Regions from separate parts of the Homo sapiens genome. Here all the other regions are linked to region 1. Evidence: chromatin contacts called from ENCODE Hi-C or POLR2A ChIA-PET data. All regions are on one chromosome and are shown on one strand. The core of a region is the stretch at or near the end of the contact, and the rest is flanking DNA. Distances in the headings are between cores, read along the strand shown.

The links. A loop is a pair of places that touch in the nucleus more often than their neighbours do. ChIA-PET counts read pairs that join two places held with the same protein, here RNA polymerase II (POLR2A). Pooled maps may share reads with other maps.
Region 2: a pooled map shows a loop between it and region 1 (2.1-fold over the local background). The contact joins two enhancer-like sites. A Hi-C loop is called at or near these places in 2 of 50 pooled maps. POLR2A ChIA-PET finds 5 or more read pairs at or near these places in 5 of 52 experiments (AG04450, B cell, activated B cell and 2 more).
Region 3: a loop to region 1 is called in a pooled map, with 2.4 times the contacts of the local background. The contact joins two enhancer-like sites. A Hi-C loop is called at or near these places in 3 of 50 pooled maps. POLR2A ChIA-PET finds 5 or more read pairs at or near these places in 4 of 52 experiments (PC-3, SK-N-SH, activated CD4-positive, alpha-beta T cell and 1 more).

What each region holds. Positions count from the first base shown.
Region 1 is chr17:65,154,909-65,158,045 of GRCh38, forward strand. The region is part of intron 2 of RGS9 (regulator of G protein signaling 9); the gene reads left to right. Among named protein-coding and RNA genes, the nearest start is that of RGS9, 19 kb to the left of the region's middle. RefSeq lists an enhancer at 368-527. Within about 2 kb of position 1,448, at least 5 of the 41 ENCODE cell types and tissues checked have a DNase peak (open chromatin) inside an H3K27ac peak, as active enhancers do.
Region 2 is chr17:64,964,472-64,967,608 of GRCh38, forward strand. It overlaps the pseudogene AMZ2P1. Among named protein-coding and RNA genes, the nearest start is that of LRRC37A3, 47 kb to the left of the region's middle. RefSeq lists an enhancer at 1,333-1,382 and a silencer at 1,602-1,765. Within about 2 kb of position 1,665, at least 8 of the 41 ENCODE cell types and tissues checked have a DNase peak (open chromatin) inside an H3K27ac peak, as active enhancers do.
Region 3 is chr17:65,021,595-65,024,731 of GRCh38, forward strand. The region is part of intron 2 of GNA13 (G protein subunit alpha 13); the gene reads right to left. Among named protein-coding and RNA genes, the nearest start is that of GNA13, 34 kb to the right of the region's middle. Within about 2 kb of position 1,542, at least 8 of the 41 ENCODE cell types and tissues checked have a DNase peak (open chromatin) inside an H3K27ac peak, as active enhancers do.

The DNA.
Region 1 (3,137 bases), core at 198-2,697:
AGGTGCCCTAGTCTTTGCAGAGACAAGCTGGCTCACAGCTTCCCCTTTCCCTTTCTGACTGCTTAGAAGAAAGGATGCCCCCACCAGCAATGTGTCACTCAGGTTTCCTTGCATGCAAGCAACAGAAGACCCACTCTTTTGTTGGAGCAAAAGGGGAAGTAATTGAAATGCTATAGAGCAGCTCATGGAGGAAAAGGAAACACTGACAAGCCAGACTTTGGAAAGGCCAAGAACCAGCGTAGCTCTGGGCACCCAAAGAGTGGAAACAGGGGGCAGACTTTTCAGGGTGCCTTTGTGTCCCCCATCACCTCAGATGCAGCTGGGGCAATTCTTCCTGAAGGCATCCCTGACCCTGTCCCCCTCCCTGCCTTTGACTGTCATTAATTTTGGCCTGAATTCTCTACTGGACTGGGGCCCTTTAAGGGAAAGTACCTTGTCTTGCTCATCTGGGTAATCCCAATGCTTCTCAGAGCTGTGTTTGTAACAGATGGTTAGTAAAAGTTTATTGAATGCATGAGTCACTTATTGTCTGTCCTTGTGTGGAGAGTGAAGGATTAAATCCTTCAGGTGTCTTTTCTAGCTGTAGCCCTGGTCTCAGTTTACTTTCTCCATTGTTTTTGTTTGTTTGTTTTGTTTTGTTTGTTTGTTTTGAGACAGGGTCTCATGCTGTCTCCCAGGCTGGAGTGCAGTCATAAAATTATGGCTCACTGCAGCCTTGACCTCCTGGGCTCAAGTGATCCTCCTGCCTCGGTTTTCCAAAGTGCTGGGATTACCAGCTTGAGACTCCACAGCTGGCCAGTTTTCTCATTTTTAATGCAAGAATGGCAATCCCTCCCTAAGGGAACGAGTGCAGGAAGGAAGTGAGAGAGTTCTGTGCAGGTGCTGAGTATGCAGTGGGTGCTGGATGGTGGTGGTAGCTAGTGCTTTCCCACACATTGTCTGTTAACACTCACAATAAAGTTAAGGGTAGATATGACTGCCCACTTTTTGCACATGGGGTTATGGAGACCAAAGAGTTTCAGCAACTTGCCTTCATGTCCTTAAGCTCATTTCATGAGTGAGCTTGAATTTCAGCCCAGCAATGTGACTCCAGAGTCCATATATATATTTTATTTTTACTTATACTTTTTTTTGAGACAGGGTCTTTCTCTGTTGCTCAGGCTGGAGTGCAGTGGCACTATCTTGGCTCATTGCAGCTTCTGCCTCCTGGGTTCAAGCGATTCTCATGCCTCAGCTCCGGAGTAGCTAGGATTACAGGCACCCACCACCACATCCAACTAATTTTTGTATTTTTAGTAGAGATGAGATTTCACTATGTTGGTCAGGCTGATCTCGAACTCCTGACCTCAGGTGATCCACCCGCCTCGGCCTCCCAAAGTGCCGGGATTACAGGCATGAGCCACCGCGCCCAGCCCAGAGTCCATATTCTTATCTACTGTCAGTTGTGCACCAGCTGCTTTCCTTCCCTGCACACGGGGCACACTTGGTTCCTGGATTTGGGCGAGGTCGCCCATCCTGCCATGGCTTCCTTGTTCCTCCTGCACAGGTGAATTCCAGCTGCTGTAGAAACAACACAGGGAGAAGCCCTGGTCCTGCAACAACAGCACCGATAAAAAAAAATTATTTAACTTCTTGGACGGCAGGCGTCCCAGGGCTTCCTCGGGACAAAGGTGGCTGATGCGGGAGGCTGAGCAGCCTGCCAGGCTGTCAACGTAGACCGCGTGGTACAGATGCTGGTGGCACCATAATCTCATTTGATCTATTTCGGGAGGCAGTCAAGTGGATGAGAAAGCCCTCGGCTCCTCGGTGGAGAGAGCTAATCAGTCTGATGTCTGCCTAGGTCTGTCTCTCTGCCTGCGCACCACTGTGTAGCATTTAAAGAGAGAGACTTGGTGTGGAAAGTCTAAACACCCAGTCCTAGGAGTTTAGATGAAGGATTTTGCTTTTGAACAGCCATCCAGGAGTGAATGATGCTAAGAGCAACAGAGGGAGAACCATGGAAAGCCATGACAGTGTGCATGTGGACACTGACAGAGATCATGGCTGGACATTTGTGTCCTAGGGTGTGGGCATGAAGGGAAGAATTACAGGTTGTCTACACCCAGCCATGGTCGTAGGCAGGCAATTACGCCCAGAGAGCGTGTATATGGGTCATAAGAAGAAATGTCCCTGCACCGCCTCCGAGGAGGGAAGTATCATTGGCAATTATCCAGACATAAGAACACAGGGAGTGGAGTCTCAATCCTGGCCCTCTTCTTTGATGTGTTATGTGGGCCTGTTTCCATGCAGACAGGCTTCCAGCTTGGCCTTTGGAAAGCAGGCTAAGATTGCTGGAAAATGTGACCATTGGCATCTGCACGATGGTATCTGTGATGCGGTGCTTCGTTCCAGGGCACCTTGTCTATCTTCTGAGATGCTATTACCTTGTGCCTACGAGCTGTACCTTCTGCTTGTGAGGTGAGAGGGCCCAGGCTGAGGGAAGGGGCTCAGAGCTTCTGTGGGGTCGTACGGCAGCTCTGGGCTTGTTGGTGGAACTTGGCTTGCCTTGACCCTTAGATAAATCTGAATCCTTGAGGGGAGCAGGTGGGTGGGACGGGTGTACGGGTGCACATTCTCTCCTGGCCTCTGAGCCCGCCTCTCCTGCTGTTTTTCATGCCATTTTTTCATGTTTTTTTGTGTGTTGTTCCCAAGCCAGCCCCTAAGATTTGCAGGGCCTGGGGCGAGAGTACACATGGAGCCTTCATTCCATCATCTAAAGTTATAAATCAACTAGGATAGGTCCCAACCTCCTACCCTGACAAAAGTACCTTCACAATGTCATGGAAGGCCAGGTTCAAGTTTAGAAGTTTCTGACTCCTCGGAGTTCTGCCTGGGAACTTGGGGAGTTGGAGAGCCGGCCCCAGCCCTCAGCCTGTCCTCTTCTCATCCCTGTCTCTGTTTTACTCCCAGAGTCCCAGCTTGGTCCAGAGCCCTGCAAACAGCTTGCCTCGGGTCTGTTTTGTGTGTGTGTATGTGTGTGTGTGTGTGTTTAGACTTAGCCTATTTACTATCCAGTTAGTGAATAACAGACCATGTACAAGTTATCGTCAGGTAAAAGATCAATACAACAAGAGATGTAAAGATGAAGCGTGTGTGTA
Region 2 (3,137 bases), core at 415-2,914, 190 kb before region 1:
CCAGCACTTTGGGAGACCAAGGCAGGCAGATTGCTTGAGCTCAGGAGTTCCAGACCAGCCTGGACAATGTGGAAAAAATCCCATCTCTAAAAATTAAAAATAAAAAAAATACACCGGGCATGGTGGTGCACACCTGTAATCCCAGCTACTTGGGAGGCTGAGGTGGGAGGACCACTTGACTATGGGAGGTGGAGGCTCCAGTGAGCCGTGATCATGCCACTGCACTCCAGCCTGGGCAACAGAGCGAGACCCTATTTCATAAATAAATAAATATCGCACCTCTCTTTTTTTGGTACTAAGGCAGAACTGTACATAGACTGATTTCTCCAACTTTGAGCAACCCCAGATGGCTCTACTTGAACAGAAAAGAAATTGAAAGTTTAATCGTGTATAATCCCTTGTAAACAACCTGGGGGAAAAATGGTTAGGTTCTCGCCGGTGATATTTTACTTCAATGAGGTCATGTAGCACAGTGAAAATAACGAATAACTCAGCATTAGGGAGAATTGGGATCTGATCCCATTTTTGCCATTGGTTACATGACACGCAAGTTTACTCGGCTGCTGCAGGCTTGTGTCCTCATGCATGAAATGGACTAAACAATCTCCACATTATTAATGCTTTACGACTCCGCTTTCCAAAAATGGAAATGCATTTGAAGACAATACCAGGCCCTTGAAAATGAAGACGGGAGGGTAAAAAACAAGCTGCAACAGAGAACAGTATCAAGCTTTTAAAGAAACAAGTTAACACCGAAGCCAGAGGCCTTTAATGTAGACATTAAACGGTGTCTACATACACCCTTTCAGCTTGAATGTCAGCACCGGCTGTACTGACAGAAGATTTACATGACCTTTTCCTGAAATAAGCCTTCCTCTCCTAGTAACTCAATACCACGGGTACATTTTTCCAGGTACACTAGAGTTGGGTACTGCTCTAGAGCTGCACTGTCCAATACAGTAGCCACAAGCCACATGGGGCTGTTGAGCACTTGAAAATGTGGCCAGTTGGAAGTAAGACGTACTGCAAGTGTAACATACATACAGGAATTTGAAGACGGTAAAAAAAAAAAGGATATAAAATATTCAGCATTGATATTGATTGAAATAATATTTTGGATGCACTGGATTAAATAGAATATACTATTAAAATTAACTCCACCTGCTTCTTTATGCATTTGCTAATACGACTACTAGAAACATTAAGCTTACATAGGTGGCTTGTATTATATTTCTATTGGACGGTGCCATTCTAGATATCCGAATCTACAAAGTGACTGAGATTCAAACTCTTCAATGAAGCACTTTTTAAATGCTCTACTTGAGAATTAATTCCACTCACTGCTCTGCTGCCGTCGCGGTCCTGACTTTCCAAGGCTGTGCCCAGAGCGCGGCACACGTGGCTCTCACACAGGCAGGCCTGCACGGCACGCAGCAGTGGAGGAGGTTACCCTGGGTCGCCGACGCCAGGGGAAGCCAAGCGACCGACCCCACACTTCTGAGCCCCGCCGGGGAAGTCCCCGGGCGCGGAAACAGGTGGTGCGCCGGCGGTTCGCAGCTGCTGTGCCCGCTGGCCTGGGCGCAGCCGGGGACAGCGACGCGTTTCCTGCCCGGGAAGGGCCCGAGCGCAGGGCCGGCTATAGCGGTCCCGCAGCTGCCTGCTTCGATTTTAGCACTGCTGCTCCCTAGAGGGAGCAACGCGGCCCTCTGTCCCTCGTAGGGCTTGAAATGTAAATTATTCATATCAGGGGAATGTGTGCTTCAAAAAGCAAGCTGGACAAGAACCGACGGGTAATCCTCGCCAAATTCTTCTATTTAACCCTCACCATTAAAAGTCTGAGGCCTGAAAAATCTCTTGACTGGAGAGATATTAACTCCACAGGTAAACGGGATCAGGATCTACGACATAAATGAATCAAATTCACTGATTTCTAAGATTATTTAGACAGTAGAAAATTATTAATCCTTTTTATTAGTTCAATACTTCATTCAGCATTTGCAGAGCAAAATCTGCTTGGATTTATTTAGTGAAAATTATCTTCTAAAACTACAAAGATTTAACCACAGTACATAAAATTTAGTTGCAGTAGGCAAATTATATTTTTAAGCTGAACCCTAAGAAATTGTCCAAAAATATGTACAATAGTTATGCACAGCACTTATGATTGCTGAATAAATGCATCATATAAAATTTAGTTCAGTTTTTAGCAAGAGTGAACGATTTCTTAGATGATTTTTCTCCTGGTCTCATAGTGCAGAGTATTCACAAATGGACCTTATATCTTCTCCAGACAACCGTCATCCCCAATTTATTCACCTAGGCAAATCTTAGTTCAAAAGAGTTTGTGAGAAAGGCTGACCTACAGGACTAAAACCGTGCTTACATTGTAGGAAAATAAAAGAAAATGTAATCGAATGGACAATAATTTTTAAAGCACATTATTCAAGGAGGAATAAGCCCTGTAACAGAATCCATAAAACACCATGCTCCATCAGTCTCTTTTTGCTAACAGAATGACCAAGTATTCTCTCCAATTAATTTTAATAGCAAACCACCATTTCCTAAAATGACTTAAATGGGTTCAATCAAGTAGGAGAATGAATCCAAGGGAAACCACTGACTAGGGGTATAAAATGTGCCTTACATCATATTGCATACATCAAACAATCAAAGAATTTAGGCTTCAAATTACAAGAAAAAAAAATACCTTTAAGTCTTACCCTCAAGGTAAGATAGGAAAGTGGGAAATGCTGTCTGCTCACTGGCATTCCATAAAATATTCACTGTAATTTCTGGATTTCCAAGACACATCTATCTAGCAGAGGTGGTTTGTCAAGTCTGAGCTTTTCCACCTGTCCACCCCTGTAGCAATGGGGCTGATGTTCACAACCTGCAGACCATCATCAGCATTCATGGCACCCCGACAGATAACCCCATTAAACTCTCTCCCTGACTCAGGTAAACACTTCACAATGTGAGAAGGTGAGAAAGACATTATTACTGAAATAAACCTGAAAGCTGCTCTAAGTCTATAGAGAAAGTGTAACACTCACAAATATAAATACCATTACACACTATTTGTAAGATCCCTCATAAATGACTATGTTATAGCTGAGACCTGCAACGGAACTCCCACC
Region 3 (3,137 bases), core at 292-2,791, 130 kb before region 1:
ATTTAGAATGCACTTCTTTAAAAGGATATGGAATTTAAGCTGGATAGCCAAAGAACACACAAGAAGAACTGATCTGCTGTTTTAGAACATACTCAAAAACACCAGTGGCTTTATGTCAATAAGAAAAGGGCAACTCTGCTTATAGAAAATAGGTAAAGAGTAGAGTTTTTTAATTCAAAGTCTGATTCATGCCTTAAGAATATAACATAAGGTTTATAGAGATGGGTATCAAATATAGATTTTCTAATAAAAAGCAAGGTAAACATATTCTAGAAAGCAATTTGGCAATATGTATTAAGATCTTTCAAATGATCCTCAACACAGTACCACTGAAAAAGTATATACAACTACAACAGTGCTAGTGAATTACTATTATGGCAGAAGGAAGAGCTGGTTGAGAGCAAATGGATTGCTCCTTATATTTAACTAGATTCTGGACCAGGGGTCTGTCCACAAACTATATAGCCTGAAGGCCAAATCCAACCCAATGCCTGTTTTTGTACGGCTCATTTTTAAATGGTTGGGGAAAAAACTTAAAAGACTATTTCATGATATGTAAAAATGATATGAAATTCGAACTTCAACATCCATAAATAAAAATGCACTGGAACACAGCCACGCTCACCTGTTGGTGTATCGTCTATGGGAACTTCCAGGCTACAACAGCAGAGGTGAGGAGTGGAGACTGAGGCAGTGTGTTGCACTCTCATGACTCTGCACCACTGCTTGGTGCACCACAAACTGCAGTGACACAGTTATAACTTGAAAATATTCCAAGTGTCACCAGTATTGCCACACCATGACATTAAAAAAAAAAAAAAGGGAGTAAATACACATCCATCCAAATAAAAAGAAGGCCCTGAATACCACACTTTTAAGGCACAGTAGGATGTAAATAATTTTGCTATCAAATTCCATGGTAAAGCATTATTTATTATGCAATGACACTATAGCTATGCTAGAAGAATACAATGTATGCCAACATTTACAGACTAAGCTTTCTTCAATCCTCCCAACCCACAGAAAAGCAACGGTCATAAAACAAAAACAAAACACATGCAAAATTTTAAAATGGAATAGCTTATCACTGCAGAATTTCTTCACCAAAACAAAAAATGAAATGAGACTGCAACCAAAGTATTTTCAAGTTTTCAAAGTTTTTGTTAGACAAGCAAGGAATGCCATTTACCAAGTGAGTGAGTAACTCATGTTTGATTGTAACAGCTGAAGAAATATGGCCAGAGAAAGTAACCTTGTTTAAGACTATTAGCCTTTCAGTGAGAGCAGCTGCTCAGAGTTGAGGACACTCGGAACAACCATCAACTGTCAATTAAGAAACATGGCAAATTATTTCAGTGGTTTTCCCTGGCTCTTGCTGAGTTTATTACCACAATGCTCAGTTGTTGTTTACTTAGGGAATCAATGCCAAGTTTGAAGTGACTGAAGAACCAGCCTGTATGAACAGTCCATGTGGAAGAGCTACGTGTGAGAGTATTTTCAGAGAAGCTGAGAAAACACTAAATGAGTACAGCCTAAACTGGAATATGCTAGGCTGTGTTACAACTGATGGTGGTAAAAATGCGTGGAACAGAAAGGGGGTCAAACATGCAAAACCTGTGTAAGGGTTACTCACTGCATTACTCATGAGCATGTACCTTGTGGGAAACACATGAATCTATTGTGCTCATGAACGAGTAATGTCAGTGATGAATTTAACACGCTCCTGTGAACCTGACCATCAGCAGGTCATGAGTTTCTGTCAGAAACAAAAAGTGAAAATTCTGACACAGTTCGATGTCTTAGCAGCGCTAAAGTTTTACTGACTTTTTTCTGAGCACAGGGATGGAACTGATTTCTTTTCCTGAACAAGAACTACCCTTAACCACTATTGTTGAACGCTGAATGGTTTCGGAAATTAGCCTTAGGGCAGACTTGATTTGATTTCTGAATGAATTCAACCTAAAATTACAAGGCAAAACGGCACTGTTGGTGAAACTTACACTCTGGTAAAGTCATTTCGACAGCTAGCATAGTTTTAATCAAAACAATGTCAAACTGCTTTATATACTTTCTTTGCTGTCAAAAGTTAAAACAAAAAGTGAGACTTCCATTCCCATACAAATTTCCAGTGGACATAATATTTCTAAACTCTAACTACAGTTCCAACAGCATCTTTCAGACCCCTATGTAAGTGCAAAGGAAATTTCCATATTTCAAAATCCATTTAACTACGCAAATGAAGAGCTTCTACCTAACCTTCAAGTGGTTAATCTGCAATGTAATGACATGCTAAGAGGCAAACACTGAGAAGAATCTAACAGGATTCTGTAAGTATCTCTCAAGCACTGACTATGCTCAATAAAAATCATATGCTATGGCTGGCACGGTGGCTCACACTGTAATCCCAGCACTTTGGGAGGACGCCAAAGCGGGAGGATTGCTTGAGCCCAGGAGTTTAAAACCCACCTAGGCAACATACTGAGACTCATCTCTACAAAAAGTTAAAAAATTAGCTGGGTGTGGTGGCATGTGCCTGTAGTCCCAACTACTAGGGAGGGTGAGGTAGGATCATCACCTGAGCCCGGGGGTTGAGGCTGCAATGAGCTGTGATCATGGCACTGCACTCCAGCCTGGGCGACAGAGCAAGACCTTCTCCAAAAAATAAAAAATCATATGCTCATTTGGTAGTATCTGTGTGAAAATATATTTTCAAGGATGAAATGTGTAAAATCTCATTACAGATCAGAATGGAGGAATATTTGCAACTGACTCTGACAAAAAAATGCTAAAACATTGAATCCCAATAAACAAAATGTTATTCCAAAAGAATCCAATTTTTTTCACATTCGTAGCCACAAAAACTTGCACACAAGTTTATATTTTTAATCTCATCAATAAAACTTTTTATATAAATACCTACATAATGCCCTTGATTTCTTCCCTTGGCACGCAGTGCCTAAAATATTATACTATCTGACCCTTTACACATTTCTAGACCAATGATACTTAATCCTGGTAATCTATCAGAATTACCTAATGTGCTTATTAAAAATACAGATTCCCAGGTCTCCAAACAAATCCACCCAATCAAAATCTTAGCAAGTTCCGAGAGAAGTGATTCTGATGTAGCCAGCCCT